2 separate regions of the Mus musculus genome follow, and region 2 is linked to region 1. A link is a loop called in an ENCODE intact Hi-C map of the cell type or tissue named here. Cell type or tissue: gastrocnemius. All regions are shown on one strand. Links, peaks and the distances in the headings refer to the core of each region. The heading gives the core; the rest is flanking DNA.

Region 1 (8,346 bases), core at 227-8,226:
CAAGGTTGTCTCTACCTAAGGTTTTTAGTCAAAATGCAACCAATCCTGCAGAACTACTCACCAATCTTCAAGAAAATCTATTCATGTGTGTTCTATGTACTATATCATTTTTAATTCTGTGATACACATTATTTTACATGAAAAAAAATTAATATTGATAACAAGAAAGTGATTTAAAATTAAATTTACTACTTTCAAGAACACTAAAAACTGCACAGAGCAAAAAAGTAGGCAGTATCGCAACATGAAGTAAGTGCAGGCAGCTGACTTAGATAAGCTGGAGAAAACAGGGGAGGAAATCTAAGTTATAGACAATAGATAATGAAGGAGTTTTAACTAGACTAGCAAATCAGAACAATCAGACAAAAACTGTAAGAGCAGGAATGCACTGAAAGAGTTAAACTACACCAACTTACATGTAAAAGCTTTTATTACTTCTGCTCTAAAAAAGTCTCTAAGACACATGAAAGCCACCGTCCAACACAGAAATATTTAGAAAGCCTGTGCATAAGTTCAAATAAAGATTAAAAAACCATAACCTCCATTTCATCCTAATGCTTGTATTTGTTCTGAATAAATATGATGTGTCACATAAGAGGAAGATTTCTAAGCTTTCTCCTACCTCGGGTTTTTAGTCAAAATGAACGCAAACAATCACGTGGGACTCAGCCAAGCAGTGACGTTAAATTCTGCTCTGTCAGAGACAGCATCTGTCAAGCCCACATTTAAACTGCTGCCTGCCTGTGCAGCACGGAAGAACGGTGCATTTCACATTACAGACCAAAACCCCAGGAAAACAGCTCAAAAATCCTTCCTGCAGCTGCCAGGCAACCACGACGGAGAAAGGCAAAGCCTTTTTTTTTCCCCCAATGCAACTGAAACACTAAACCACAGCTCTGCTGCTTAACATTGCAGCTCAGCGCTATTACTAGAAATATGGATACTGAGAAGAGAATACAGCACTGCATTGTCCAGCCGGGAATACAGCAGATGTAAAGAGCTTCAATGCATCAACTGTCGGAAAGAGTCAACTGTGCACCAAATACAACAGACAGCTACAGCTCTTTTGTTTAGTGAAAGAGAGAAAATGAAAGAAAGGAAAAATCTCTGAAGACTATAAGATATAGACATATGAACAAGAAGGGTAACTTGAAGACACCCCGACAGATGGACACTTTGGATACTGTGAAAAGCAATCACAGGAGGCAGACTGTTGGGGGATGTGCGCATGTTCGATAGCATCGTTTTTTGCTGAAGTGATGGCGTGCCAAAAGTATTTTCAGTAGACATAATCCTCTCCATCTAATGGTCTGACCAAGAAAGAAAGGTATGTTGCTGTCTTGTGTATGATGTTCATTAAATGTGTTTTAATTTCCTAACCATACAGGCACTGATACACTTGATAAACAAGTTCATACAGTCCACTGCCCTTCAAACTATGAAAGGCTTTCTAAATACACGATTTTAAATTTGCCTTTTCTACTAGACAAGCTGTCGTTGCTTTATTCAATTAAATAACTGGGAGTAATTCTGCAGGATTGTAACATTACAAGGAAAACCAAATAGTAACTAGATTTACTGAAAAGAATGTCTGAGAAATTAAACTAAAAAGAAAAAAAAAAAGAGCTCTCTAGCCTTTTTTTTAAAAAAACAGCAATTCTCTAGCAAATTAGGTCAAATTGATTCCTTATCTAATAAATTAAAGCACCTTCTTTAAAATGGTTATCAAGAGACAGTGGGGTAAAATTATATTAAATAGCATAAATATGATCTTATTATCTTGAGGTATTTTTAGAAAATCTCTTCAAAACAAAATCTTAGTTCATAGTAATATATTCTCTGTAATATCTATCTCTTCAGAGAGAGATAGAAACAATTCAGGAGTACATCAGCAAATTTTAAGTGTTACTGAGCTACAAGGAGATACTACAAGTTACAACATTAGCCATCAGATTAAAACGCTAGTGAGTTTATGCAAAGCATAACACCACCACAGTAGTCAGTCACATGTTATTACAGTATCAATGAATACAACTTTAACAAAGAGAGATCAATAGTTGCTCTAAATAGATTGGTGAAACAGGGAGTTTTTAAGTAACAGAGTGATTCTAAATAATCAAGTGTAAGACTGTTCCTGGAGTTAATTATAAAAGTGAAATTAAAAAACTAACATACTTGCAAACTTTATATGCCCCAGTACAGGGGAATACCAGGGCCAAAAAGGGGGAGTGGGTGGGCAGGGGAGTGGGGGTGGGTGGATATGGGGGACTTTTGGTATAGCATTGGAAATGTAAATGAGTTAAATACCTAATAAAAAATGGAAAAAAAAAAACTAACATAAAATAGCTTAATATACAGCACATATTAATAATGGTCAAATACAAGGTCAAATAATATCCACAGTAGGTTTCTAAGCTTTATTTACATGTGATAATGACCTGCCTACTGCCTCTACATGTGTCTGCAGGACAGAATAAACTACCCTGGGAACAATCAACGTTAGAGTGCTCGGGGTCAGGGACTCAAAGATATTCCTAAAATCTTACAAACCTTTCTACGTATTTTGATTCTTCCTCTCACTTTCATAAAACTTACTACCCTAACAATCACAAAGCCAAAAAAAAAACCCCTGTGGAAGCACTGTGTGTGTTGTAGAATTAAGACTGAATGAGTGTATTAGACTTTGTCATATATCAAGAGATTCCTAGTCATAACTAAGTATCTTTATTCTGATAAAAATTACAATCAGAAACTAATCAAAAATAATTTTTAAAAAAATCCAGCCTCTGTTGGTATCTTTATTAGAAATTAAGCTTTATAAACTAAATATTTCAAAGCTTTAAAAGTATACAAGTGTTTCTTATCAAACCATCATTTAACTCTGGGACTGTCTTTAGAAACTAATATATTTATATCAACTTTTAAAAGTCAAAGGACAGAAACTCTATAGGAGGATACATTAAATAGTAACATCCTTACAAATTTCGGTCTATAAGAGGTAAACACACACTTAAATCATAATAATTAAAACAGAAAACATCTATTTTTTTAAAATCTATTAAAAGACATGGCAAAATTTTAACTCTTAGTTTTCTTATTTCCAAGAACTAATATTCAACAGGCATTAACCTGTGAATAATTTTATCATCTAACAAAAAGAGGAATAGTTACAGCAATTTTACTTTCTTAACAGCATACACACACAGACACACAGACACGGAGACAGAGAAAGACAGATCTCTATCCTGAGAAACTTTAGAAAAAAAATGAATTTAAGGCTAGATGCATACGTTTCATTTATCAGTAGGAGGTTATCAAATAGGTGTATTTGTACAGGAATTCCAAGCTCTCCTAGATTAATATTTACAAACATACAATTCTTATAAAATTTAAATTAAAACATACCTCCATCTTATAAAATCATAATAGAACCACATAAGAATATATATAAAATTGCAATAAAATTGTTGAATATTAGTTCTTGAATAACAACAAAACTAAGAATTAAAAATTTTGCCATGTCTTTGAATAGATTTTTTAATATATCTTTTCTGTCTTAATTATAAATAATTTAAGGGTGTTTTATATTTTATAGGTTGAAATCTGTAATATTCCTATAATATTCAAACACTTTACAATTTCACTTCAGGGACACTGTTTTCTTGTAAACAATGTGTCTTACTACAATACTTCATCCCTTTAAGGTCTTTTATCCATTCATTGAAATATCCTACCTGGAATTTAATTCATTTTGAACTGTTTTTCTTTAAAGTTTGCACTTTTAAAGTATCTGAATGACTAGATCTCAGTCATGTTCTAAGCATTGTTAAATCAACACAAAGCTGATACATTTATATTTATAATACTTGAAACAGATCAAATGAACTTTCCAAAGTAACTTCACTTTTAAATTTATATACATAACCCTTTAATACCCAGTACTCTCATTATGAAGTGGGGGGTGGGGGGGTCATTATCTACCACATAAAGTAATTTTCATATGTACTCTTTAAAATAGTTTTCTGCTTTAAGTAGAATTACATCTAGTTATAAGTACAGTCATGAAAATTTGTTTCTAAATCAGGCCATGAAGCTCCGTAATTTCAAACTCATATCATGCAGAAACCATGTTGCAAAGAATGTAATAGCTTTGGTCTTTATATAGAATGGTAAGATTTAAATTCACGTAAATAAAACTAAGACTAAATTAGATTTTTTAGAAACTACTGTCTGTGTGTGTGTGCGCGCACATGTGTGCTTTTGTGTGTGTGTGTGTGTGTGTGTGTGTGAGAGATTAAATACTTTTTTAGGTTTGAGGTATAGGCTAGTAACTAAATGCACCATTCATTTTCAGAAACAAGATCAAACCTTAGTGCCTGTTACACATTAGAAATCTGTTCAAATTCCCACCTACTTGCTCCTCCTAGTGGTTGTTACTAGAATAGTACTTCATTGATAGCCACCTAACACTTTCAAGCAGTAACTGAAAGGTGTGTGTGTAAATTTTATGCTACAATCACTCAATTTTTTGAGAACTTCCTTGTAAACTCTATTACTTTTCAAATGCATTTATGTGAGGATAAGCTAAACTGCTATCAATCATAAGTAGATCATTATCGTGAGATAAATAAGCACAAGCATTTACACATATAATTAGAAATAAGTGGCTATGTTAAAATTTTTATTTCCTTTGTTTAAAGAAATTATTTCAGTGAATAATAGAAAAATCACTTATTGATCAAAAGAATTTAATAATACCATCCTCAAAATTAATAATTATATAAATGACTTCTACTTTGGGTTTGTTTGTTTGTTTGTTTGTTTGTTTGTTTTTTTAAGAACTAAAAAAAAAAAAAAAAAAAAAGCCAAAACTAGGCATGGTGTCTCTATTTCATAAAACACCATTTACTGGAATTCAAACTACTGCTATGACCCTCAGTTCTTTATCTATGAATAGGTAAAAACAAGGAAAAAATTAGCAAATACAAATAAGTTTATGCTATGCTGAAAAGCCTCTTGCAAAACAGCCAGTTTTCACTAAGAGGCATCACTAATTTCTTGTGAACTTCTGAACGATCTAGAACTATAAGTGTAATGCTACTATAAAGTCTTTAAAGTTAAACTAATTTCTGGCATTGCAGATCATGCAAAAAAGTGTAATTCAAGAATATTTTAAAATGTATTTTGTGGAAAGTGTAATTTAAAGCAGTTCACAATAGTAGGAGCTATTGTCTATATTTTTCAAGAAGTCCAGAAAAACTGCAAAATACACACCCTTTGCCCAAAGCATTGACACATAAGACTGATATCCTAGATATGTACTATTTAGGGTGGATGGGTAAAATTAGCAAAGTACTGTAAATTGTTAATTATTTATTGCTATCTAAAATCTCACACTGAACTCACTAAACCCTAAAAATTAATTTTGACAGGTGTATCTTCTCACTGACTTTTTTGACACGGGGGTCAGGGGGAGAGACTGGAAACATGCCAAGCAGTGACTGTGACTAACTGAACTCTGCCACAGTTAAACCTGCACCTTCTGTTCCAAAGCCAATACATGTCCATTTTCCAAAAAAGGCCACTGACTGTGCACCATATCGCCATGCTATGTCAAATCAATTTTAATTAATGTCAATAAATTTGCCATCTGTTCTGAAGGCCCTCTTTCCGAGCCTTTGTCAGAAATCTAAAAGCATTTTTCCTGTCTACATGGACACAACATTAAAACCCTTTAGGTCAAAGGGACAGATGAGCAGAGCTATCGAAATCATCAAGTAAGTAAAATAAAATTAATCTATCACTTATCTTCCGAGTGTTCATTACACACAAGAATATCTTTTAAAGACATAAATCTTGTTGTCAGTAATTTTATGTTGCCTTATCCAGTTTTTTCTCAGCTTAAAAAGGTCCTTTTATTAGCTGACTTTTTAAGGCAGTTTGCAAAATTCTGCATTTTGTAAATCATTATGCTTCCTTCATCTTTATAGAATGACATCGAGGGACATGTACCTGAACCAGAAGACGATGAATCAAGCGCAGTATTGACTGAGGACGGAACAACAGTGTTTTTGGCCACAGACATCCATTACTGCTACTGGATACTTACAACATGCTTCAGTGGAGAAGACGACACTGCTGCTTTGCAAAAATGACCTGGAGCCCTAAGAGGTCTCTGCTCCGGACTCCCCTTACGGGTGTGCTTTCTCTAGTGTTTCTCTTTGCTATGTTCTTGTTTTTCAATCATCATGACTGGTTACCAGGTAGACCAGGATTCAAAGAAAATCCTGTGACATACACTTTCCGAGGATTTCGTTCTACAAAAAGTGAGACAAACCATAGCTCCCTTCGGACCATCTGGAAAGAAGTAGCTCCTCAGACTCTGAGGCCTCACACAGCAAGCAACTCCAGTAACACCGAGCTATCACCACAGGGAGTCACAGGGCTGCAGAACACTCTCAGTGCCAATGGCAGCATTTATAATGAAAAAGGAACTGGACATCCAAACTCTTACCATTTCAAATATATTATCAATGAGCCTGAAAAATGCCAAGAGAAAAGTCCATTTTTAATACTATTAATAGCTGCAGAACCTGGACAAATCGAAGCAAGAAGAGCTATACGGCAAACTTGGGGCAATGAAACTTTGGCACCTGGCATCCAAATCATACGGGTTTTTTTGTTGGGCATAAGTATTAAGCTAAATGGCTATCTTCAACATGCAATTCAAGAAGAAAGCAGACAGTATCATGATATAATTCAGCAGGAATATTTAGATACATACTATAATCTGACCATTAAAACACTAATGGGTATGAACTGGGTTGCAACATACTGTCCACATACTCCCTATGTTATGAAAACGGACAGTGACATGTTTGTCAACACAGAATACTTAATACACAAGTTACTAAAGCCAGACCTGCCTCCTAGACATAACTATTTTACTGGCTATCTAATGAGAGGATATGCACCGAACAGAAACAAAGACAGTAAGTGGTACATGCCACCAGACCTTTACCCAAGTGAGCGCTACCCTGTCTTCTGCTCAGGAACTGGTTATGTGTTTTCTGGGGATCTGGCAGAGAAGATATTTAAGGTTTCTTTAGGTATCCGTCGTTTGCACTTGGAAGATGTATATGTAGGGATCTGTCTTGCCAAGTTGAGAGTTGATCCTGTGCCCCCTCCCAATGAGTTCGTGTTCAATCACTGGCGAGTTTCTTATTCAAGCTGTAAATACAGCCACCTAATTACCTCTCATCAGTTCCAACCTAGTGAACTGATAAAATACTGGAACCATTTACAACAAAATAAGCACAACGCCTGTGCCAATGCAGCAAAGGAAAAGGCAGGCAGGTATCGACACCGCAAACTACACTAGAAGACTATTTTTGTTCAAATGTGGAGTCTGTAAATATTGCTTAAAGCATGTATAGTTAAAAACTTGATTATATACATAGGACAAGTTTTAGTTCAACTCATCACATAAAGGAATTCAAAGCTATTTTTTAAATTTTCTGAATAAGATAATTCATACAATTGCAAATTATGACAAAAAGGTATCCCAAAAGAGTCTATTTAAATAACTGTTATGAGGAGATTCTCTATATTAACATGCAATAATAAGCATGCATACATAAATGGTTCAAGACTTACATTAGGGACCAATACAATGTATCTGCATACATTTTCTATATAAATCTTAAGAAATGAAGACAGTAAAAAGATTCCTAGATTTACTTTTGATTTCATCATATAACTAAATGTAAATAAGACAGTACTATTGATTTTAAAGGAACTTTGTAATTGTGCAATGAACAAGTTTTCTGACCTGACTCAGTTGCAATAAGATTTAGTTAAGTTATTCCATAAACTCATTTATAGCATTCAGGTGTTTGAGCAATGCAATTCTCATTCAAGAATATACTTTTAAAAATAATTTATAATTATTTTAATTTCTTTTATTAATACTTATCTATACTGGGAAAATTATTTTGACATGATGTGATAAATGTGAAAAATTAATGTGTCTCAGGCTCAAGTTTTTATAAAATGAATTATTAAAGGTATCAAAATAGATAAATTTTGCTTCCTCATTGGTATTAAGGGTCAAGACCATATTTCAATGGATTTTGCCTTTAAAATATTACACTCTTGGGGAGTGCTTTTATCTTCAACTATACCTGACTTAAAGTATGTCTTTAAAATAGAATCATATTCCTCTAGCTGAAATACAAGTAGTAACATAACAGCACAGGGGTAATGTGTGGTCTTAAATAAGGAAGAAAAAAAGGAATACAAATAGTCATTTCATTCAATCTATTTTAAAGTTGTATATCTGCCAAA
Region 2 (8,346 bases), core at 166-8,165, 120 kb before region 1:
CACTGCTCAGGAATTACAGTAAAGCACTCTGTGGAGAGAGGAGGATCTTGTCTCTTCTTTTAAAGAGAGTTTAAAGTTAAACTTGCCTGGTTTGGAACTAGACTATCAGAGGCTTCTTAGGCAGTTCCTAGCATCTCCGTGATGGTCATACTCCAGTGATGCTACTGTGATGAAGATAAGGAGGGACAGCTCTGAGGCAGCCAGCCTGACTGTACAAAAAAAAAAGCTCTTTTCTTTTTCATCATATCCAATTTAATTTCTTTATCCAAATTTTTAATATAAAGCATTATCAGCCACTTGATTCCTTGGAGCCTGTATTGAAGGTAACTTCTGACTTCCAAAATCAAAATAACCCATAAACGATATAATAGTATTTAAGATATGCAAAAATGGTATTTGAAGGTAATTTCTGTAAATACATCTGAAGCATTTTTTATTTTATTTTATTTTATTTTAATTTTATTTTTTTACACTCCACATTCCATCCCCCCCCAAATCCACCCTCCGACTGCTCCTCGTGCCACACCTGCTCCCCACCCCACCCCGTCTCCACGTGGATGCTCCCACCCCCACCCCCACCCCACCTGACCTGTAAACTCCCTGGGGCCTCCAGTCTCTTGAGGGTTAGGTGCATCATCTCTGAGTGAACACAGACCCAGAAGTCCTCCATTGTAATTGTGTTGGGGGCCTCACATCAGCTGGTGTATACTGTCTGTTTGGTGGCCCAGTGTTTGAGAGATCTCAGGAGAAAAGATTATTTAAGATTAAGATTGCTGATCCTCCTACCGGATTGCCCTTCTCCTCAGCTTCTTTCAGCCTTCCCTAATTCAACAACAGGGGTCAGCTGCTTCTGTCCATTGGTTGGGTGCAAATATCTGCATCTGACTCTTTCAGCTGCTTGTTGGGTCTTTAGAAGGGCAGTCTTGATAGATCCCTTTTTGTGAGCGCTCCATACATCTGAAGCATTTTAAGTAGAGATCCATAGTGGTAGAGTCTGTAGTTGCAACTGGGAGCTTTGGAATTGCCTGGAGGTGGTAGAATCTTTAGGCGATAGGCCCTTATGGGAGGAAGTTGGGGCATGCTATCGGAGATGATGTTGGGAGCTCAATATATTTGCTCCTTCTCTGTTTCCTGTCTGCCACAAAGCACTCTTACCTGTTTTTCCTCCTCTGCTGTGACACACTGCCTCACTAAAGGCAATGTTGGAAACCAGGAGCCTCCCTCCAAACCCTTTTACACTTTACCTCAGGCATTTTATTTTAGAAGAGAAGAGCAAAAAAATCTAATGTAGTCCCCAGTCTGTGATAGTCCAACTCAAATCCTTTCATCTCTCTGGGGGTAAGAAAGCAACATGTATTAAAACAACTGTACTTCATACTTTGAATTTAGATCCTTTCTTGTGCTGACTGTATGCTGCACAATACATTTCAAGCCAGTCACACTTCCCAATGAGTCACATGGTCTTTTGGCTAAAACAGCCTAAATTCTATGTGGTGCTGTGTTGCTAAGCTGGGATGCTTATAGGCTAAATATTCTAAATGTGTTTTCTACTTAGGATACTTTCAATATATGGTGAATTTGTAAGTCAAGGAGCATTACAGTAACAGTGTTGAGGAAAAGGTAGAGATGCTTGGGTGGGGGATACTTGAGGGTAAAAGGGCTGCAGTGTGGGAAAACATAATAAAGAAATTCTTTTTGGAAGAAAGAAAAAAGATGATGATGCCATGGATGAAAAGAAATAATATAAATATTTATTTGACCATTTCCAAAAATGTTTATTTTAAGATTAAACCCAGGTTTAGCAATTATGAAGTGCTTTGAATTAGACCGAACTTCTAAAAGACAATCTCTCTCTCTCTCTCTCTCTCTCTCTCTCTTTCTCTCTCTCTTCCTCCTCTCTCTCTCCCTCTCTTTCTCTCTCTCTTTGTGTGTGTGTGTGTGTGTGTCTCCCTCAATACATTAAAAAGCATAAAACTGTTTAAAGCCATGCTAGCACTCACCTATAATCCTGATAACCCTGACACCCAGGAACTTGGGGCAGATAGAAGTTAAAGATCATACTTCGCTACATAGTGCATCTGAGGCCAGCCCAGGCTCCATGAGACTCTGTCTCAACAGAACAAAGAAAAAATATATTTCACTATTCTACCAGTGTATCTTGAAGGCAGCTCATCATTGTAGACCAAAGGGATTGTAGCTGCATTGTTGTTTGCCTTTCTCCTTTGGTAGTATGTAGAGTAACTTCCAGTGCAGGTTAAATTTTTGAACATAACAAACTCCGTGTATTGAGTGAGATCCACACTTCCCTGCCTTTCTCCTGGGAATGCTTCCCAGTGCACATGTGATATAGGGTACAGAAAACTCAGAAGGAAAGGTGCATATTAAATTAAGAAGCCAGAGAGCAGAGTTCAGCTCTGCCCAATGAATGGCCTTCAAAAGCTACATATAAATTGTTACAAAAGTCTTGGCTAGTGCCTCAAAACTGTGCTTAACAGAGATAAACTCCATAAACCTTATAAGAAAAAAAGAGAAAGAAAAGAAAAAATAGCAGGAAATATAAAAGAACTGAGTAAGAAATTGATTTGCTGTGGAGGCCGGGGTATAACTCAGTTGGTAGAGTGCTTACCTAGCATGCATGGAGTCCTGTGTTCAATCCCCAACACCACATAACCCTGCTGTGGGGATATTTATAATCAGGAAGAACAGAAGTTCTAGGTCATTCTCGGAGACATAACAAGTTTAAGGCCAGTCTGAAAAGCATGAGACCTGTCTCAAGCAGGAAAAGAAAGAAAACTATTTGCTACACATCGGGAAGAAGTTTGCAATCTGAATCCTATCAATTAGAAGGGTTTAGGAAACCTTCAAACCTTTCCAGAAATATGTTACAACAAAACAAATGACCAAAGATACCCAACACAAAGGTGTCAAGCCGATAACTGAAGGATTCACGGAACCAAACAGCACTCAGGAGATGAAGAGAATAGAGTTACTGCAAGCTTTTAATGGGGGTCTGACTTAGTAAAGTGCTTGTCTCACAAGCATGAGTACCTGTGTTTCAGTCTCTAACACCTACACATAAAGCCAAACGTAGGCTGTTGGGCTGCTTGTGCACAGGTAAAATGACCTAAATTGGATTTCCAGATCCTACAAGGTAGCAGGAGAGGAGCAACTCCTGAGAGTGGTCCTCTGATCTCCATATGTGTGCTGTGGTACACAGACACACATGTATATACACACTAAAAAATAAATAAACCAGACTCAGACTCATATCCCTGTACACTAGGGATAGCAGAGACAGTAAAATACGTGAGACAAACTAGCCAACAAGTCTAGCTGAATAAGCAAGGTCCAGGCTCATCAGGATACCTTGATCCAAAAAATGGAGTATTTGAGGGAGACATGAGACATAGACCTCTGGCATCCACATATACATGGTATGCACATGCACACATATGAGCATGTACACACACACACATTATACTCCTCAACATACACACTCTCCCACAAAATGAGTAAATAAGAAAATTAACCATGTTCCAGTGAATGAATGTAGACTTATAAAATAATCTAATAAACTTGAAATTAAACTATCAAAAGCACACTCTGGAGAAAAAAAAAGCAAAAGTTTCAGTGATATTCAGTGATATACAGGAAAAGATAAAGGGGCCTGAGAAAATGGTGAGAAAAAAACAAATACTTTAGGTTATAGCTAGAGATTCCCCACATCTTGTGAGGGGAAAAAATAACTTACAGATCGCACAAACCCAGCTACTAATCTATGCAGCAATATGCCCAACCACAGAAGCCTGACAATGAACAAAGAACAGAACACAGATGTGTAAGAGAACACATTGCTTGGGCTTACACATCCAAAGTTCCAGAATAGGCAGAAATATGTGCTGACAGAAAAGCACATTAGCACTTGCCTACGGGAAGTGGGAAGAATGTAAATGTGAATGGGCAAATTTGCCAGCATGAGAGAAGTACCTGTACTTTAACACAGTGAACGATACAGATCCCCAAGAACTGCGTACATTTCACTGTATGAAAACTCCACCTCACTAAAAGATGGAATATGGAAATAAACATTTTTGTCACATTCAATCCTTTGCTTAAAATGTGAATATAGATCATCTTGAATGTAGAAACAACATCTGGGAAAAGAGGAAGGGGATCTTGCATCTGTTGTAAATCATTGTATGATAAAAGGTTTATCTACTTTGGACCCAGCGTCTTTCATCTGAGAATATGTCAGCTACTATCAAGCAAGTTCCTTGAATAGCAAGTGCATGATTCCAAGCATTTCTGAACAAACTCGTAATACTTTGATAATCCCTTCCTCTGTCACTGAGTAGTGGTTAAAGAAAGCTGAGCTGCAGGATGGCAGCTGCAGTGTAACAGAACTTGGTGTCATCTCAGTTAAAACGGCATCACTTTCCTTTGAAAGGACTGAGTGTGGGATGCCTCCGAAGCACTGTGCCTCCTTCTCACGCCTGGGCCAACCCTGTGAGTGACCTCTGATGAACCAAGTGTCTCAGGAATGCTGACCAACTGGAAACTGAATAGAATGCCTTCCGAAAATAGAGACTGAAAGCCATACTCTAAAAATTACATCCAGCTGGCATGGCTCACACTGGGTTCTTAATAGCTGCTTTCTCCACATGGTCGAATGTGGGCCATGCTGGAATTACAAGAAAACAGAGCAAAGTCAGACTTACAAGTTCATGGAGGATCAGGACAGTAGTTGAGCTTATAGATTTCCATCAAGATCTATGGAGCTTCTTGTAGCTGTTGTCTCCTTGTATACTACAATCAAAATCAGTCCTAATTGGAAGTTATGGAAGAGACCTGCTAAGGTCAGATAGGACCCTGTCTACTTTACCAAATGACAGATGAAGACTGCGTCATGCGAATACTCATGAGTACTACGGTTAAATACCTAACCACTTCTGAATTACCTTTATTTTCTTCAAGACCTCTTCGTGAAACCTTATATTACAAGAGTAAAGGTGTTGGCCATAAGAGGAAATACATATGTGTGTATCGTCATGGACATTTTCCTGTCTCACTTTCAAGATGGGAAACTGACCAGTACCTACTGGAGGTGGATCTTGAGTCTGCATTTAAATTTTAGCCAATGATGTATTAAATGGACATGTGTGTAGAAGACATACTCATACAAATTTAGAGCCATATGAATATATCCTTCTAGATAGCATCCTATTCTTCTCATTTCCAAATAAAGATCTAAAATGTTTTTTAAGGACAAAATAGTCTAAGAAACTCTTAAATATGTTTTTCATATTTCTATTAGTTTCCCATACTATACATTTGTATTATCTGAATAAATACACTTAAGAAAATATCATGGAAGATCATTCTGTCCTGGAATTGAGGCTAAGCCCCAAAGCAGAGAGCACATGACAAAGTCCCTCACACTGTAAATGGACACCACCACAGTAAGTAAGCTATTTGGACTCCCTTAGGAATAACTGAGCAGGATCAGTTCAGAAAAGTACCAACAAATACTTCCTCCAAGAAGATGAAAGGAATCTTAGAGAGAGGCAAGGCATCATGCTTGTAGCGCATGAGGAGCCCAATGAAAAGGGCTACTATTTCTACCTTCCATAACAGAAACAGAAAGAAGATGCCAACTTTTTACCCCGAACACAGGGAAAAGGCTCTAAGGGAAGCCAATCAAGGAAACTCATAAGAATAAGTAGTGTCTCCTTCCACAACTGGAAGACTGCTCAACTGCAGAACCCATGTCGACCCCATGATCTTCCATATAAAAATGATGGAACTATTTGTGACAAACATAATACAAATCTGCCATTTTAAGTACATACTGAAGAAATAAGAGTTTCACTCTTCCGTGGCACACCATTGGTGTACAGTTATATTTAAACATATTCACTGCTTCCTGTATCATCCTAGTATCAGAATATGTATAAGAAGGTCTTGTGAGCTAGTGTATTCATGTCCTTGATATCTTTTATTCTTTCCATGAGAACGTTCAAGCTTAAGTGAATAACCGAACAAGGCGACAAATGTTGTGTTCTTCAATACAGTTTTCTGGAGGCTGTTGAAGTAATCCATTTGGAAAATCCTGAAGTAACTCTAATATAGCTTGTGACTGGGAATATTTGGGCTGGGAGGAAAATTTTCCTTACACAGTCAGAACATATGGATGAAAGCCTTGGAACTTTGGAAGCTTCACATGAAAGACATAAAGATAGGAAAAAGACAGAAACCATAAAGCTACCTGTACAGACATAAGCCTAGGCAATGGTATGCTCAACCCAGAGAAGGCATTTGAAAAAATAATGCATGTATATCAGAATCAGATGAGGCTATTCTTCCAAGATTTTGGCATGGCATTGAGAAGTCAGCTGAAGCCTACACTGAAATCACGTCAGCAATGACCATCATGATTAACCATAATTAGATGATGTTTGCCTTCCTAATTCCTCACCCTTACTTCAAACACTAAAGCAGAGCTTGAACAAGATGCAGGGAGCAGACATATTCCAGAGTCAGGCTCTAACACCTTTCTCCATATGGCTTGAGATAAAAAATAGGATGTGAGCCCTGACCAAAGGCTACAGAGTTTCAAACAACCCAGGAAGATTTTTCAAATGATGAAATCAAGATGTTCTAATAAAGGTAATCAGAAATTTAAAGAGCTAATTATCCAGTGACCCCAAGGAATTGTTGCAAAGTATTATAAGAAACATTTAAGAATTTATATTTGTATGCATACACATAGAGGATAGAATTCATCAACAAACGTAACACTTATACAAGAGGGTATATATCCAAAGCTGGAAGACAGTTGTGCCCAAAGAGTCAATGTCTTTATGTGTCAAGCTAAGGCAACAGAGAGTCCTAGCAACATTGTGAATGTTGTAGTATTAGAGGGATGACAATAGAGAGCATTTAAGGGGAAGATGAGGAAATGGGAAAACTAGTTAGATGTGCCATTTCTACCACAATAAGAAATAATACAGGTCTCCATCACAATCAGAAATAATATACACCAAAACTTCAGAGATCTAACAAACTGAAGGGAAAAAATCAACAAGATTTTGGATATGTATATATAGATATGATAGAAATATTTATCATAATATAAGCATATCTTATGATAGATATGACATGTCTATCTTATGTCATGTCTTATGTCATATCAATCATATGCCATAACATATAAATAACAAGATTTAAGAACAGGTTGAAAATTAGAGTTTAGAAAGAGTTTTCATTGTCAAAAAAACAAGGATTTTGGCACATTGAATAGATACATAATTATCCATCTCACTGACCTGTGAAATGAAGAACAAACAGAAAGTTTCTCTATGTAATAAGATGATAACTTAATTGGATATTGCAAAATATATAGAAGACAGGATAATGAGTATTTCCAACACAAAGAAATTATAAAGGTCTTTGGTGATAGATATACCAAATATAAAAATGTTAAAAAATATTGCACCATAACCTCTAACTATATATAATTGATATGTGTTAGTTTAAAATAAAAATATCAAGAGTAAAAGGTATTGACCACATGTTCCATGAATCTTGGAAATTACATACCATGGACACATAGTAAAGAAGACACGCTTAACTTTATACAAGTTTGAAATGGAATGTTCATGAGCAAACCAAGTGAATGCAGATGTTGGAGAGTTGAGAATACTGGTTTCAAAGTTTATAAAAAATTGATAGTATAGTAAAATAAATTTAAGATTATTAGTATATAATATGGATGAAAGAACACCAAGGTCTGAAACTTGGGGAACAATAATATTTTGAGATTTAGGCCAAAGGAGGCAGGGGTGTGTGTGTGTGTGTGTGTGTGTGTGTGTGTGTGTGTGTGTATGGAGAAACTGTCAATAAAAAAGAAAAGGAAATTCAGAAAACCATCTCAAAAGTGGTCAGAAATAGTAAATGCTATTGAAAAGCCTAGTGAAATGAGAGCTGGAAAAATCATGGCTTTAATAACTGAGTGTGAAATCTAGGAAAACGCCGAGAACATCAGGAAAAGCAATTCTACTGTGGTCCCTGGGAGCAGATGCCAACTTGCCATGAGTTTAGAAATGAACCAATGGTGTCATGGACGCTCCCAGTTCTATTTATGATTTACCAAGTTTAGATTCCAAACAAAACATGACCACAAGGGAGTAATATGGTTTAGAAGACTGGCCAGAGTGTGGCCTAGATGGCAAGTCAAAGGGAATCCATTGGCTTGATGTTTCTGGTAGCTGATAATCATTACACATGCTCAAGAACTTTGGGGTAGGAACCACTGGTTGACTCCTGGTGACACTGAACGTATAAGAG

What was found. A loop is a pair of places that touch in the nucleus more often than their neighbours do. Peaks named below come from ENCODE experiments on the same cell type or tissue, not always from the same donor. Only the 100,000 strongest peaks of a DNase experiment are listed, where the experiment ranks them.
Region 2: a loop joins it to region 1, with 2.1 times the contacts of the local background. A loop is called at or near these places in 2 of 42 quality-filtered maps.

What each region holds. Positions count from the first base shown.
Region 1 is chr1:143,640,016-143,648,361 of GRCm38, forward strand. The region is part of intron 10 of Cdc73 (cell division cycle 73, Paf1/RNA polymerase II complex component); the gene reads right to left. It overlaps B3galt2 (UDP-Gal:betaGlcNAc beta 1,3-galactosyltransferase, polypeptide 2), which reads left to right and starts at 682. Exons shown (of 2, transcript NM_020025.4): 1 at 682-1,327; 2 at 5,991-8,346. The coding sequence starts at 6,113. The coding sequence ends at 7,381. In gastrocnemius, for the core only: a CTCF peak has its summit at 4,435; DNase peaks (open chromatin) are centred at 708, 1,218, 4,279, 5,505 and 6 more places; H3K4me3 peaks cover 4,071 bases; H3K27ac peaks cover 2,249 bases.
Region 2 is chr1:143,520,164-143,528,509 of GRCm38, forward strand. No RefSeq gene overlaps it. Among named protein-coding and RNA genes, the nearest start is that of Gm35303, 6.3 kb to the left of the region's middle. In gastrocnemius, for the core only: no CTCF peak of the experiment used is centred there; no DNase peak of the experiment used is centred there; H3K27ac peaks cover 1,539 bases.